Linked DNA regions of Mus musculus: region 1 is linked to region 2. Evidence: chromatin loops called from intact Hi-C (ENCODE). Cell type or tissue: left cerebral cortex. All regions are shown on one strand.

The links. A loop is a pair of places that touch in the nucleus more often than their neighbours do. Peaks named below come from ENCODE experiments on the same cell type or tissue, not always from the same donor. Only the 100,000 strongest peaks of a DNase experiment are listed, where the experiment ranks them.
Region 1: a loop joins it to region 2, with 6 times the contacts of the local background. A loop is called at or near these places in 1 of 42 quality-filtered maps.

What each region holds. Positions count from the first base shown.
Region 1 is chr13:74,008,079-74,010,578 of GRCm38, forward strand. It overlaps Tppp (tubulin polymerization promoting protein), which reads left to right and starts at 1,341. Exons shown (of 4, transcript NM_182839.2): 1 at 1,341-1,431. It overlaps Gm15912 (predicted gene 15912), which reads right to left and starts at 1,276. Exons shown (of 3, transcript NR_168519.1): 1 at 998-1,276; 2 at 741-916; 3 at 51-386. In left cerebral cortex, a CTCF peak has its summit at 1,244; DNase peaks (open chromatin) are centred at 764, 1,319 and 2,332; H3K4me3 peaks cover 2,255 bases; H3K27ac peaks cover 1,716 bases.
Region 2 is chr13:74,207,639-74,210,138 of GRCm38, forward strand. It overlaps Exoc3 (exocyst complex component 3), which reads right to left and starts at 1,062. Exons shown (of 13, transcript NM_177333.4): 1 at 1,020-1,062. In left cerebral cortex, a CTCF peak has its summit at 1,028; DNase peaks (open chromatin) are centred at 1,071 and 1,492; H3K4me3 peaks cover 1,705 bases; H3K27ac peaks cover 1,343 bases.

The sequences.
Region 1 (2,500 bases), 200 kb before region 2:
TTCTTAGTTAGGGTTTTACTGCTGTGAACAGACACCATGACCAAGGCAAATCTTATAAAGGACACATTTAATTGGGGTTGGTTTACAGGTTCTGAGGTTCAGTCCATTATCATCAAGGTGGGAGCATGGCAGCATCCAGGCAGGCATGGTGCAAGAGGAGCTGAGAGTTCTACATCTTCATCTGAAGGCTGCTACTCACTTCCAGGCAGCTAGGGTGAGGGTCTTAAGTCCATGCCCACAGTGACACACCTACTCCAACCAGGTCACACCTACTCCAACAAGGCCACACCTCCAAATAGTGCCACTTCTTGGGCCAAGCATATACAAACCATCACAGCAGGACTTGGGGCTTTGTGGGACATAAGGCAAGTGGCCAAGCCAAGACCCTATAAAAAAGGAGAGAGTCTGGGTCTGGTTCTCCATTCCTTATAGTCCCACAGTCCTGAACTCACATGGCTTCCATGGTGAGTGGGAATTCTCGGGAGAGCAAGAATTAGAAGTAACTTTTTAGTCATTTTTGAGTAGCCGAAGAAAGCAGAGAGTCCGGGGGATCTGAGGGTCAGAGACTACCATGGGGAGGGGTAATTTGCTCCAAGTGCTCAGGTGGGCCCCATTTCTGAAGTTTCAAAACAAGGTTTCCTCAAGCATGAGTTAATTTGTCAGACACTCAGAAAATTCCCCAACACACACTCACTCACACACACACACACACACACACACACACACACACACACACTTACTCAGTGGGTGACTTGGTTAGAGTCTGAGACAGAACCTGGAGGACTGAAGAGTCTATTGAACCAAATCTTCCAGCCCCATTGCCTCCTTGCTAACCCCATAATCTTCTTCAGAGCCACCAGTGCGACCCTGACCTCACCACAGAGTCAGCGGGGTGGAGATCCCGTGGCAAGCGTCCCTAGAAGGAAGGAAAATCAGCAGAGACTCTAAGGATCCTTTTCGTGCAGGTAACCCGAGTGGCCAGCATCTCACCACGCACATCAAGCTCTCCAGGCAGGTAGGGATCAGCAACGGGTTGTGCGCAGTGTAGTCTGCGACTGCGCCACCAGCCTCAGCTTCCCTACTTGCGACTGGCCGCACGCCCGGGGCCCCAGGGCCAGGTGTGCCCTAGTCGCTCTTCCCCAACCTCAGCCCGGTTCCCACGCTCCACAGCTCCACAGCGACCGCACCCTGGGTCGAGCGGCGTCCATAGGCTGGCTGTGCCTGTGGCAGCCTTGTAAGGCAGTGGCTGCCTCGGGTGTCAGTGCGCTGCGCTCCTGCTGGGAGGGGCCTTAGTGCGCGCCTAGGCGGAGCGGGAGGAGGAGGGGCATGTGGGCGGTGCCGGAGGGCGGGGCCCGGCGGACAGCTCTGAGAGCTCGGCGCCCCTGGGCGCGCGTCTAGTCGCTGAGGCGCAGCAGTGGACGCGTTTTGGAGGTAAGCTTGCGCTGGGCGCTGTCCGTGGTCCGAGGCGCGGTTCTGGGGCCAAGGCTCGGGACCCCTCCGGTCCGTGAGGCTGGCCACCTGTCACTCTCTGCAGTGGCTAGATCAGGTCTAGTTGCTGAAGCAACTAGTTCCTTTGAGATCTCAGAGCAGTGGTGTCAAGAATGGGTATGCGTTTACACTGAGCCAGGCGCATTGCGTCGGCACTTGATACGGTGGACAGAAAACACCCCACGGCTCCCCACCAGACCAAGGTGCCAGGCCTCGTGCCAGCGACCCGGGTCGCTGCTCGTGGAACCTGGTGGAAAACGGGGTAAAGAGAAGCCACCGCCCGGAGCTGTGCATACCGGAGCTGGAGCTGCCGGGGGTTCATGGGTCCAGAATCCTGAGCGCGCGTTGCGTCCTGCAGGTGACAGCGCCAGTTCTCTATGTCACCCTCCTTTCGAGCCTGCATCTCTCATTCGAGATGGCGAGGGTTTTGTCAGGGTCGCATGTTGAATGCCCACGTTTGCGCGAAGGAGAGGGAGGACTCGACCCTTGCTCGGCGGTTTCGGTTATGTAAACGAGGCCTTGAACTAGGTGAGGAAGACGAGTAGTACCCTTTGTGGCGCAGCTTTGGACAGGCTGTGTCCTGGTGATTGGTCCTGTGCGTGTCCTGGGGCGAATGGAGGCGTTCGGCCCAGAGCCCACTTGCGTATCTGGGCTCCCTTGGCCGTGTAGGTGGCTTTCTTAGGCGGCGCGAGCTCTCCACGACTGGAGCAATGTTGTGTGTGTTTGGGGGAGCGGGGGAGAGTTGGGTGGGGGGCGCGAAACCCTGCTTGTCTTTAGCTGGATTCTCTGGCGGCCGGCTGCTGTTTCTGCTCGCGTGCCAGCCCCTCTCCCGTCACGTGACCCTGAAGGACTGGCGAGGGGGAGGGGCACAATCTGAGCGTCTCTAAAGGACTCCTCTATTCAGAAAAGCTCCTGATTACCACCGGGACTCGCCATTAGAAAAGGTGCCCTATTCAAGTGGCGTATTTGAATAGACAGCTTTGAGAATCCCTGTCTTAACCGATGGTGAAGT
Region 2 (2,500 bases):
GAGTAGCTTGTTTCCCCTAAGCACAAATGTACCCGGTCAATCACCCTTTAGTCTAATATCTAATACTATCCAAGTCATGGACCTACAATGGCTATTTGCTGACTATCCAGCAAATGAGGGAATTAATAACACTGTTTCCTTTAATTTCAGCTACTCAACAGCCACAGATGTGATAAAGACCTACCTTCTGGAATCTTTCACTCTATTCCCAAGTAGTCTCAGAAAACCACTAAAATCCATTGTACATTTCCAGTTATGTAGCTTCTCCCTGTGTATTTCTCTCTTTGCATTTTCATTCAAGTGGAACAGCATTGCAAACACCATCTTCATCTTCTGACTATAAAATTACTCGTACCCAGACAGGAAATCTGAGCAGGCCACAGAAAGAGGATTCCACAACCACTTCTAACAGGACTGATTCACTGCGGGCTTTTTTTTTTTTCTTTTGCTTTAGTTTGACATGTTATCTTCAGCATTCCCAAAACATTAAAACTTGTATAATTCTATTTACAGGACTAGGTATTAAACATAATACCAAACCATCCCTCTGGCATGGAGTCCCCCACTCCAGCTGACAGGTGAAAGGCACTCCTGTGGCAGTGTTACAAGCCAGATGCAAAAGGAAAGCTGACCCAAAACCAAAAAAGCTTTGCAAGAAAGAGTCCACTCATAAACCTGAACACAGAGAATCAAAAACTAAAAAAACTGTACTGGATCGCCACCAAATCTGCTTCCAATGGCAGCTTGAGGACTGTCAGATTTCCGGCCTCTGGGGCAAAAGGGAACTCTGAGGGTAGAAGCAGCCCCGACCAAGGAGATGGGAGGGACGCACACCGAGGACAAACCCAAACCCGCCCAGGGACCCGCACTAGAGGGTGTCGCATCCCGCCAGAAACGTCGGCCGATGCTGTCCCTCGCCAAGGACAAACCCACTAAGGGGTACACTGTGCCACAGTCGAGGGCCCAGCGCCCCGCCCACCGCACAGGCACCCAAGGCTGTCAGAGCAGAGCTTCCTCACCGTCCGCAACGCCGCTGCCACCTCCCGGAGCCGGACCGGAAGTGTGCAACGCGGTCACTTCCGTTTCCGGCGTCTGGGCGGAAGGATGGGCTCTGGGTAACCTTGAAGGCGCTGTACGGGCGATCTTTCTGTAGACTCTTAGGAAACTTGTGCTTCTGGTGACACAGACTCAGGATCAGGGATTACAGATTCAGGCCTGGCTCCGCCGTCTGACGTTTGGCGCTCTCCCGACCCTCTTATTTTAAGTAGCACCTATTGTACCCACCCTTTCTCTCCGGATTAACCACTTAGGTTTGCCCTTGCTCAGTTCCTCCCCTTAGCTACCTTAGTCTCTCCACACCTCTCCATATCTTTACTGTGTCTTGTATTCAAGATTCCACTACTTATATTTCGTATATTTGTTTCTTCTTGCTGTCCTCGCCCTCATCCCCCAGAGGTTTCTGACAGCAAGTAGATTTCAAGTATTCAGGACAGTGCCACAGAGAGTGGGCTGCCTGCTGATAGCTGCTCGCGTAGCACGTAGAAGCGGCGAAGAAAACAAAACCACGAGCAAAACAGCAGCTGGTGGAATTACTCCAGCTGAAGGAAGCAGTGAAGCATCGAGTCGCCCCGGTACCTAGAACAGCCAGAAACTTTGTTCTACCTCTGCAGATACAGAGATTTCCCCACACTGTTACGAACTTTTAGTAAATTTTGGCGGGGTTTAGGTTCTTCCACTCACCCATCAGGTATGACAACCCTACCCTGACAGGTTTGGTTGTGTTTTTTTTTTTTCACCTTTTCTGCATACATTTGTTGAGTTGTGTGCCTATCCATAACATCACTACAAAGTCTGGCTCTCCCAAGCCAATGGATGATGGGGTAAATCTTCAGTAAATGAAAGAACAGTATAGGTAACCTGTCATAACCACAATGCAAATTATATGATGAAGTCAGTCTTTTAAAGATGCAGACCCTCCCTTAGTGTAGGGGTTGCAACTGGGAAAGTGCCCTGACCCCTTAGTTTATGACAAAACAGGAGAAATTTCAGCTTCATGAATGTTTAACTGCAAAGTGGGGAGGCACAGCTACCAAGACAAAGCTGCGGTTTTCCTTAGTTACCTTATATCCAACCCTAATCTCCTGCTGCCCACTATATAGTGGAGTGTTTAGTCATGGTGCTCCCTAACGAATTCAGTTAACTAGCCTAGTTAGATGTGAACTGCTTCAGTAGATGACTCAGCTTGTTTCCTTTCAATTAAATAAATAAAATAAGAATCTCAGCTTTTGTTTTTGGTAAGCCACAGAGTGACAAAGCTCAGGATACTTTTGAGTGTACAAGTAAGTTCATAGGTAGGCCTAGGAATGACCAGAGCCAAAGTAGGGAAAGAAAAAAAAAAATGAAGCAGTGACTAAAGGTTCTGCAGCCCTGAAGCAGGGAGAGTAGCCCCAAAGCCATTTTTACACCTGCCCACACAAAGGAGAAGGCATGGGTTCCAAGT